Linked DNA regions of Homo sapiens: region 2 is linked to region 1. A link is an interaction called in ENCODE POLR2A ChIA-PET data of the cell type or tissue named here. Cell type or tissue: Panc1. All regions are shown on one strand. Each heading gives the region's core, and the rest is flanking DNA. Links, peaks and the distances in the headings are about the cores only. Region 1 overlaps MOSPD1 (motile sperm domain containing 1). Region 2 holds the start of SMIM10 (small integral membrane protein 10).

Region 1 (5,391 bases), core at 255-5,254:
AGGATGTTCATTTCAATAACAGGGAGTAGTGCCTCTTTGATTTACTGTAGCCAAGAGTTTTTTCCTAGTCCATTAGGGACCATCTAGATTTTCTGGTAATACCAGGACTAGTGACTAGGTAGTAGCTATTAGGTTGGTGCAAAAGCAATTGCGATTTTTGCCATTACTTTTAATTGCAAAATCCGCAATTACTTTTGCACCAACCTATAGTGGATTGTTTTATTCTCAGCAACTATTATCAACTGACAGGACCAGCTTTTCATCTTTTGAAGCTGAAAGAGAACCTTTGTCCAGTGTCACTTTATCAGATCAATATTGTAAAGTTAACATAGTTATGAAATGCAAGATTCCCTTTTTAAAATACTTCCTCTAGTACAAAGAAGGCCATTTAATTTGTATTTGTTTTTTGAAGTTACACTTGTAATTTAAAATGGTCTTTGAAGTTCAGTTTTGTATTTAACAGATTGGTTTAATAACCAAGAATAATAAGGAGTAAGATTTAGGGGTATATGTGTATGTAAATATATGTAAGGAGAACTTTATTCCTTTTATTTTTAAATTTATTAAAATTCAGGTGAAGATCATGCTAAAAAGGCTAAATAATTAAAGTATGTATTGTCTTATTTTATTTTTTATTTTTTGAGAAAGGGTTTCTCTCTATCGCCCAGGCTAGAGTGCAGTGGTGCCATCATAGTTCTCTGCAGCCTCCAACTCCTGGATTCAAGTAATCCTCCTGCCTCAGCCTCCCGAGTAGCTGGGACTACAGGTGCTCGTCACCACACCCAGGGTCTCGCTATGTTGCCCAGGCTCGTCTTACCTAGCCTCAAGCAATCCTCCTGCCTCAGCCTCCTAAAGTACTGGGATTACAGGCCTGAGCTCCCGCACCTGGCCTTATTTTAGTTTTCTAACAAACCTTGGTATCTAAAGTATATTAAAGAATTTTTCTAATAGTAAAATTGGAGTAGGCAGATGAATGAGGATAGGTGATGCTAGCATAACACATGGTGATCTCTGTTTTGAGGGAAAAAATTATCTAATCCATTCCTGTAAGGAAGCTCAATGAAGGCAGGCACTTTTCCTAGTAATTTTATATCCTCAGCACCTAGCACAGGGCCTGGCACAGAGAAGTTACATAATGAACTTGTAAATGGGCTGAGCTAGGAAGGCTGGACTTCAGGTCTGGTGAGGGTCTGTGGGAATGGTTTTTTTGTTTTGTTTTGTTTTGGCTTACAAGGTTTTCATGGCTATGACAGCTGTTTAGAGGAAAGGTGATACCACAGCAGAGCCCCATTCACAGTCCTGGCCAACATGTCCCGTTTATGGGTAGTTACCCCAATGTGCCTAATTACCTGGAAGTAAGTTGAGTAAAGTTTTCTTCTTTAATAGAGTATCATGATGACTGATTTAGTCTCCTGTCTATTAAATTTACAGGAATTTATGTGTAGTTTCCAACATGTGGAAAACTCAGGTTTTTAAGTTTTTCTGAACTAAAATGTTGAAAATTAATTGAGATTGTTTTGGGGAGGCTTTGAAATGTCATTACTTTTACAAGTCCTTAGCTTAGAGAATATTTCAACAAATGCGTATTATTAAAGTATTAGAGGTGCAGCAGTGTTGTGAGACTCACTTTTAGCAGGAAAATGGTTGATGGCTTCATTATGAAAAATTTGGATTTTGAAATATATTGAAAGTCAGTAAAAACGAGAAAAAAATTTAAGTTTATTGTATAAAACACATATAGCAATAACATAAGAAAATGTACCTGTAATCTCACACACTTAACAAATCTGCTTATATAAGTGTTCCATGTTACTTTCCAGACCTTGCCTATGTGCATAAGTACATTTTGTGAGTATATTTTGTGAGTTTTTTTCATTCAACAGAAATTTAACTGTTAAATTAAGGGAAACCTACAAAGTATACTTTCATAAAATGCTAGAGTTCAGGTTATTAAAAAGCCATTTTAAAAGATACATCTGAATCTTAGTGGGTTTGTCTTAATTACATTATTAATGAACTGCTGTGTCTATGCTATAATGTTTGAGTTAGTGCCCTCTGGCTTCAGAAAATTATGGTCTTAATTATTGTTTATAATAATACAAAATTGAAAATAACCGAAAAGTCCATCAATTGGGAATTGATTAAATTATAAATATTCATAAGATAGTGTGCCAGGCAGACATTTACAAGGATCTGATAGAATGATGAATGCTTATACATTGTCATAGAAAGAGCTTCAAATATATTTCTAAGTAAGGAAAAAAAAACAGTTATATAACAGTATGTATAATATGGCCTTATTTATGTAAAAGATTCTTCTACATGTTTATATGGGCATTTGTAAAATCTAAAAGGATACATACCAAGCTGTTAACAGTGTTAGCTCTAGGAGGGTGGAATTATGGAGGAACATTTACGTTTTCTGTATCTTTATAACATATTTTACAACGATCCTGTAGTACTAGGGAAAAAAGCTTTTTCCATTTTGAAAAATTTCAAGCATTTATGCAAATGTTTTTCGAATACTAAAAATTCCAAATTTCTCTAAATACTAAATGTTCTCTACTAAAAATTATTTGAAATTATCTTTTGTGGGTTTGCAGTGAATGGCGTACTTGTCATAAATAACTGTTTTCTTTGAGAATTCATCCTTGCAACAAAGATAACTATAAAGGTACTCTATTAACTGAAACAAGACTTGGGGTTTTTCTTTTAGGTATTTCTGCTATTGTTTCATTCCAAACAATAATTACTATAAAATTTGAATTTGTTTTCACCTCTCTGGCTCTGATGAAGTACAGTTAAACTCCACACAACAGCTAAGGTATTAATAATTTAGAAAAGTTCCATTTAATAATAGAATGAACAGCATTATTTCATTAATGAAACACAAAGATTGTGTTGCTGTTGGCTATTCCTTTCAATGAAAGGAAAGGTAGTGGGAAAAGCCATATGACAGAAAATGCTGTTATTGGGTTTCTTAAAAATATGAGTATGTATACTATACACATAGAGCCAGAACTGTAGAATAGCAGGTCTGATAACATTTTTAATCTTTTTTGTTTTGTTTTTTTGAGACAGAGTCTTGCTCTGTCACCCAGGCTGAAGTACAATGGTGCAGTCTAGGCTCACTGCAACCTCCACCTCCCGAGTTCAAGCGATTCTTCTCCCTCAGCCTCCTGAGTAGCTGGGACTACAGGTGCGTGCCACCACACCCGGCTAATTTTTGTATTTTTAGTAGAGATGGGGTTTCACCATGTTGGCCAGGCTGTTCTCAAACCCCTGACCTCATGGTCCACCCACCTTGGCCTCCCAAAGTGCTAGGATTACAGGCGTGAGCCGTGCCCAGCCTTTTTTAAAAATCTTTTAGAATTTTATTTTAGGAACATTTAACATGAGATCTACTCTCTTAATGAATGTTCATGTAAATAAAATATTGGTTAAATGTGGGAACAATTGTCGAGTAGATTTCTAGGCCTCACTCAGTTTACATAATTGAGACCTATGCCCATTGATTAGCAATTTGCATTATCCTCCTCCTCCAGCCCCTGGCAACCACCCATTTTGCTCTCTGCTTCTATGAGTTTGACTATTTTAGATTTCCTGTGTAAGTGGAATCATGCAGTATTTGTCCTTCTGTGACTGGCTTATTTCTCTTAGCGTATTTGCCAGATACTGTTTCTGCTGTTTTCTTCTTTACTATAAATGGGTTAGAGCAGAGGGAAACACTTTTGGTTCCTTAACATTTTCAAAATTGATAGCGGGATGTGCAGTTATTAGGATCAAACCTATCTGGGGAGCTCCTTAAAATATTCTCATAAAGGTAGTGGAGGTCTAGTGTGGCAGGCTCAAATTGAATATACACAGGCAAGCCACTGGGGTACTGGAAGAAAGTATCAGAACTTCAATTTATATTTATTTTTAGCACATTCTTCCAAAAATCTATTTGTATGTTTTATATTAAGCATAACACAGTACAGAACTTGTGCATATAATTTTAAAATGTGCATACATCGATGATACATGCTTGAATACTTTCTACTGACTAGGGTGGGATGGTCGGGGGAGTTGGTGACCACCTTTCAGTAAGAACTCACTACCTCACAATGCCACGTCAGCATTCCATCCTGCAATGATTCAGACCAGTTAAGACATGGGCTTCCACATCAGCCCAGCAGTTAACTCTCAGATGGAAAAAATGATGGGGAAACAATTGGAGAAGTTAGACAAAATCAGAATACTGGTCTGTGGTGGCCAGTGTTTGTGAAGGAACTTTTGTCTTAAAGTTTTTAGAAGGAAGCTTAGGGATTTTTGTCTTTTTACAGAAAACAGAGCTGTATCCTCAGGACCTAGTTTACTAACTGTCTTCCTGGGAGTGGTGTGCATTGCAGCCCTGATGCTGCCTACACTGGGGGATGTGGAATCGCTGGTGCCTCTCTACCTCCACTTAAGTGTGAATCAAAAATTAGTGGCTGCTTATATCTTAGGTAAGGGTTTTAAAGATGCATTTGGGACATATGTGTAGGGCTTTATGTGTGTGGTAGGGTGGTGGTGGTTTGATTTTTTTTTTTTTTCCCAAAGAACAGGTAAAGAAATGCTTCAAGAGCATATTGAGGTCAGGTGCCTTTGAAGACTTTTTTAACTCACATTTAGTTCTTTTTAGCTTATTTATCTAGTACCTGATACTATATTCAATTATTTTCCTTTTGCTGACTTACAATGGCATAAAACATGTATAAAATGTAAGACGCATGCATTCCATGATACAGCATTTCTACTTTTAGGAATTGCTCCTAGGGAAACAGACAAAGTACATACAGTGATAAAGATGAACAGTGCAGCCTTGTTTAATATTGTGAACGTTTCTCTTTTATTATTATTTTTTCTTTACTTTTGAAGCCACCATGTTCAGAACCTTTCTCTTTAAACTAATTCCCTTATTTCCTGTTGATTCACTATTTCAGTCATCCTGGCTTGAAATCTTAGAGTTAATTGTTTCAATTGAACAAATATTTATTCCGTACCTTCCATGTGTCGAGGATTAGTGTTCTGGTGATGAATGACTTTCCTCATGTTCTCCTCTCACCTTTGCTTAGATGCCAACTCTTTTCAGTATTCCCTGGCATATGTGCTTTCTCTTATTTATTTATTTATTTAGAGACGGAATTTCGCTCTTGTTGCCCAGGCTGGAGTGCAATGTTGCCATCTCGGCTCGCTGCAAGCCCCGCCTCCCAGGTTCAAGCTATTCTCCTGCCTCAGCCTCCCGAGTAGCTGGGATTACAGGCATGCACCACCACATCAGGCTAATTTTGTATTTTTAGTAGAGATGGGGTTTCTCCATGTTGGTCAGGGTGGTCTCGAACTCCCGACCTCAGGTGATCCGCCCAACTC
Region 2 (5,391 bases), core at 87-5,086, 98 kb before region 1:
CATGGTAGTGCACACCTGTAATCCCAGCTACTTGGGAGGCTAAGGCAGGAGAATCGCTTGAACCTGGGAGGCGGAGGTTGCAGTGAGCCAAGATCGCGCCATTGCACTCCAGCCTGGATGACACTCCATCTCAAAAAAAAAAAAATGATGTATATAAAGTGCTTAGAACATTGTATGGCATATTGTAAGTGTGCACTCTTTCCATTTATTATTTCTCTATAACTGAGTTGAGTATATGAATATATAATATACATGTATCACTCTTTGACTCAATCACTTGAATCATTGATTAGGTGGCTTCACATTTACTAAATTCATTCCACATCAATAAAATATAATTCCTTATCATTTTAATGGCCACATAGTATTCTATTATATAGATGTACTATTTTGATTTAACCAGCTCCTACTGTTGGATGTAGGAGTTTATTTCCACTGTTCTGCTATTATATATTTCTTTCTCTTTTTTTTTAATTTTACATTAGTTTCTTAATTAGACCCCAGGTGAACTCATGTTTTGCTCTTATGGTCAACACCAAAATTTAAGATTATATAAACATCACTGGGCCCCTGTCCGATTTTTTTTTTTTTTTTTGAAACAGAGTGTGGCTCTGTCACCCAGACTGGAGTGCAGTGGTGCGATCTTGGCTCACTACCACCTCCACCTCCCTGGCTCAAACCATCCTCCCACGTCAGCCTCTTGAGTAGCTGGGACTACAGACACGTACCACCATGCCCAGCTAATTTTTGTATTTTTATTAGTGACAGGGTTTTGCCATGTTGCTCAGGCTGGTCTTGAACTGCTGAGCTCAAACAATCCGCCCGCCTCAGCCTCCCAAAGTGCTGGGATTTCAGGCGTAAGCCACCGTGCCCAGCCTTCAATTTTTAAGTTTTGAAAATTAATCACATATTTATTGTTTAATTTTTATCTTAACTATGACATTCCACAGATTTGCTCATGAGAAGTTTCATGGTGTGAAGAAGCTCTGGGCTACATGAAGACTATTGGCCGTTTTTATTTTTATGTTTTTATTTATTTATTTATTCATTTGAGACAGAGTCTCGCTCTGTTGCCCAGGCTGGAATGCAATGGCATGATCTTGGCTCACTGCAACCTCTGCCTCCTGGGTTCACGCGATTCTCCTGCCTCAGCCTCCCGAGTAGCTGTGATTACAGGTGCCCGCAACCATGCCCGGCTAATATTTTGTGTTTTTAGTAGAGACAGGGTTTCCCCATGTTGGCCAGGCTGGTCTCTAACTCTTGACCTTAGGGGATCCACCTGCCTTGGCCTCCCAAAGTGCTGGGGATTACAGGTGTGAGCCACCCCGCCCGGCCCATTTTTAGTTTTAAAGCATTTCCATATGGCCTGTGGTCTGTTTGGAAACAAGACATTTACAAAGTCAAGGAAATCATAGTTTGTGTGATCACCCAGGAACCTTGTAGGATATACAGATACTACTGAAGAAAGATAGGAAGGCACTTATTTTAACTCAGAGTCCACCTGACACTCTTAGCAACCCCCCCCCCAAATTTCATTCTAAATGCAATAAATTCATTTTAATGTCTTGATTTTTAATCGAAGCAAAAGCAATACATGTGTATAGTTTTTAAAAATCAAACAGTAGAAAAAGGACATATAATGAAAAGTAATAGAACTGTCCCTCCTTCTCAACTCTTGCTTCCCCAAATCAGAAACACAAACTTCTACACGTGCTTGTTTAGAGATTACACCCCCTTTTTCAATAACATGCCTTTATTACTATTTCTTGACTTAATGACATGAGGCATTTTCTGCTGACTTCCTGCCGCCCCCCTCAGCTCTCCTTCCCCCTGAATATAGTCATATCACTAATTTTTAACTCTTCTGTTGGCTACCTGGTTCAATGAATAGCAAAGTGGAATGCTCTGATTGGATTTTCTCATCACCGACTCCAGAGTCTTGATCCATGTGCCAATATTCAAACAGATTCCCTTTCTCACACTTTCGGCAACTGTTCAAAACCATGCCACATCTGAGGTTGCTTCATATGTGAAACATAAGTTTCTTGCACAGTTTTTAATGTTCTTCCCTGTAGTTTCTTTCTGTCATTTTTTTTCCTTTGGGTTGAAGAAATGTATGCCTTCCAGAACATGTTATTAATGTCCTCCAGCTTATTATTCAATCCATCTATTGCTTAGAATTCATCTCATTCAATTGGGTCTATTCACTTCGTTTCTAATTGGGGAGATTTGCCTGCTGTCTGAGCCATTCTTGTTCAGTTTATCTTTCCTTAAGTTTTTAGTTACCTTTCCCCGTTTTTTTTTTTTATTGCATTCTGTGCCCATTGTCATTTCCTAAAGTTCGTGCTGTTTTCTGTTTTACGGATGCAAAAACTTCTCAGATATTTTTAAGGATTTTCAAATTTTTAAGCTGTATTCTGTTCCTTCAAATATTTCCTTGAGAGTCAATTTTTCATTCTATCTTAGACGATTTGGGTTATATTTCAGGCTTTCCACAAATGCTGTTTTTTTCTTTTTTTGCCACCCATTTATACTAAAAGATGAGGCAATGGAAAGAATGAGTGGCAAGTCTGCATGCAGGAGCGGAGTTGGTCGCTTTGCTCTAGGGTGGGTGAGCAGGTGGGTGGAAGTCAGCCATCCTGACGAGGAGCCCCCAAATGCCACAAAGTTAGTGGCTCTAAATATATACCTGCAGGTGGACGTTGAGAATCACCGAGGCCAGAATATAGAAGTAAAAGAAGTTCTTGCGCAGCCGCCAGGCCAGGTCGAAGAAGGTGAGCAGCGTGCGCGTGAGCGTCTTGCAGAAGGCGCCGTAAGAGCCGCGGGTCCCCTGCGGGCGCGACAGCCGCACCGCCAGGCCAGACAGGGCCGCCGCCGCCATGGACCTGATGCTGCCTCCCACATAGTGCCCAGAGCCCAAGGCCTCCATCAGGCTCCGCTGACTCACCGACCGTGGGACAGAGGGATGGACGCGGGAAAGTACGGGCGGGAGGCCTCCTGGGCTGCTGCTGATCCGAGCTGCGCTGCAAGGCGGAAGCCCTCCTTTCCCGGCAGGGCTCTGGCCCCAGCGGTCACTGGCGCCCTGCCAGGTTCCGCCCCGCCCCACGGGGTCCGCGTGGCCTAGAGTCAGTTTAGCCTAACTGTCCTGGCCCAGGCCCCAGAACCCCAGGAAGGGCAGGGCACGTGCTGACGTGGGAGACCTAGCTTCCTAACCCGGGCTGTCTTTTCTTTAAAATTATGTTTAATTTTTAAGTTTTTTTCAGTTTTTTAAGTTTTAACAAAAGGAACACAAAACTTGCTCAAAACGATATAAAATGTCCTTCATAAGCATGATCTTGAGCAACTCAGAAGCACAAACCCATTTCCTGTTGTCTCATCCCTTTAGGAACGTTTTTCAATCCTCAACTCTTGAGCTAGTACAAATATACAAAACCCGCAACTTTTCTGGACATTAAAATGTGTGCATTCTGCTTGAATAATTCAAGCAATACTTCTGTTTTTGTGTTAGATCTTTCGTATTCTTCTGATTGGAAAAGTCATTCAATCAAGTTTTTAGAAATTTTCAAAGCAGAAATATGTAAAACAATAGAAAGCAAATTCCCTGCATAGCTTCACTTTCCCCTCCTACCCTTGCCATGAACTACTATTACGTTTGCTGTATCTACTTCCCGACTTTATGTATTGATATATTGCTCTTACCTTTTCAAGAATGTACATCTACTTCACTCTCTTTGATGACTGAATAGTGATCTATGTACATGTTGACTAATAGTGGTCAATAATTTATTTAACCAGATCCCTATTGATGGACATTCTGAATGTTTCTAGTTTTTCATATGTCAAAAATTGTTTCAGTGAACATCACTGTACATATGAATTTACAAGTGGCAGAACAGTAGGAATAATATGACCCCATCTTTGTTTATGAAAACAATTACATATACATATACATTTAGTGTTCAAAGCCAAAACGTTTTACTAATACATGCGATTGATCAAAAAAGTTTAGAGATCAGGGCTCTATGTTACCTTGAGTGTTAACAATCTTAATTTTTTTATTACCAATATGATAGGCAGTACATTTCATTATTCTTCTAATTTGCATTCATTTAATTGTCAGTGCAGTTGAGCAACTTTTCTAAATTTCTGAAGTTTTCAATATTGTTTTTCTGATGGCTTGTAAAACATTAAACATCATATTTATTATGAGAAAAGTAAAATTCCTAGGCTCATAACCCCCTAGAGAGAAAGACTACTAATTTGTATATGTTTTTATCAATTGTTTGCGTATATTTATAAGCACAAACATGTATACGCACATAGATATATTTACAAATCGTAAAACAAAAATGGAATCAGATAAACATATGCAGTCCGGGCGCTCACGCCTGTAATCCTAGCACTTTGGGAGGTTGAGGCAGGCGGATCACCTGAGGTCAGGAGTTCAAGGCCAGCCTGGCCAGCATGGTGAAACCCTGTCTCTACTAAAAATACAAAAATTAGCTGGGTGTGGTGGCACTCGCCTGTGGTCCCATCTACTCAGGAGGCTGATGCAGGAGAATCGCTTGAACCCAGGGGTGGAGGTTGCAGTGAACCGAGATCGTGCCACTGCACTCCAGCCTGGGTGACAGAGCTAGACTCGGTCTCAAAAACAAACAAACAAAAACCAAATAAAACCAAACAAACAAAACAACATATGTCCCCACCTTTGCTTTTAAACATAATGATATGTCTTGCATATGTTCCCATGTTGATACTTTATTGGCTGTGTGTTATTCCTTATGGATGGCCAATAATTAACTGATCTCCTGTTGATGGATTTTTGGATGGTTTCAAATTTTTCGCAATCATAAGCAATGCTGAGATTAATATTTTGCATGCACATCATTGTACACCTTTCTGATATTTTCCAGGGATACATTCATAGAAGTGGAATTCTTAGCTCAAAGGGTTTTCATGTAAGGATTTTGATACGTATTGTCAAACTGCCTTCCACTAGCTTGTACTAATATACACATGAACATACCGTCAGCAGTTCCTAACAATTGGCATTCACATTCTTTTAATCAGTTGACATTCTGATAGGTGAAAAGGGTATCTCACTGATGTTTTAATTTGCACGGTTTGATTACTAGCAAGGTTGCTCCATTTTAGCCAATGTCTCATTAACAAGGCAAGTCACAGAGCAGATTCAAGAGAAAAGAAATAGATCCACGTATTAACAGTTCATTTTTATGTGTATATAGCATTGCACATCTCTATGAAAGGAACCACTCTGTCAAGTTTTGCCGTCTTACCCGGCACAGTGGTGCTTATCTGTAGTCCCAGCTACTTGGGAGGCTAAGGTGAGAGAATTGCTTGAGCCCAGGAGTTTGAGACAAGCTTGGGCAA

Evidence for each region. Peaks named below come from ENCODE experiments on the same cell type or tissue, not always from the same donor. Only the 100,000 strongest peaks of a DNase experiment are listed, where the experiment ranks them.
Region 2: POLR2A ChIA-PET joins it to region 1 with 7 read pairs; 1 of 35 experiments calls an interaction of 5 or more read pairs at or near these places.

The regions. Positions count from the first base shown.
Region 1 is chrX:134,890,575-134,895,965 of GRCh38, reverse strand. MOSPD1 (motile sperm domain containing 1) reads left to right here. Exons shown (of 6, transcript NM_019556.3): 5 at 4,326-4,487. Among named protein-coding and RNA genes, the nearest start is that of MOSPD1, 22 kb to the left of the region's middle. In Panc1, for the core only: no CTCF peak of the experiment used is centred there; no DNase peak of the experiment used is centred there; H3K27ac peaks cover 273 bases.
Region 2 is chrX:134,988,634-134,994,024 of GRCh38, reverse strand. SMIM10 (small integral membrane protein 10) reads right to left here and starts at 3,034. Exons shown (of 1, transcript NM_001163438.2): 1 at 1,552-3,034. The coding sequence starts at 2,929. The coding sequence ends at 2,678. In Panc1, for the core only: no CTCF peak of the experiment used is centred there; DNase peaks (open chromatin) are centred at 3,094 and 3,333; H3K4me3 peaks cover 1,794 bases; H3K27ac peaks cover 4,349 bases.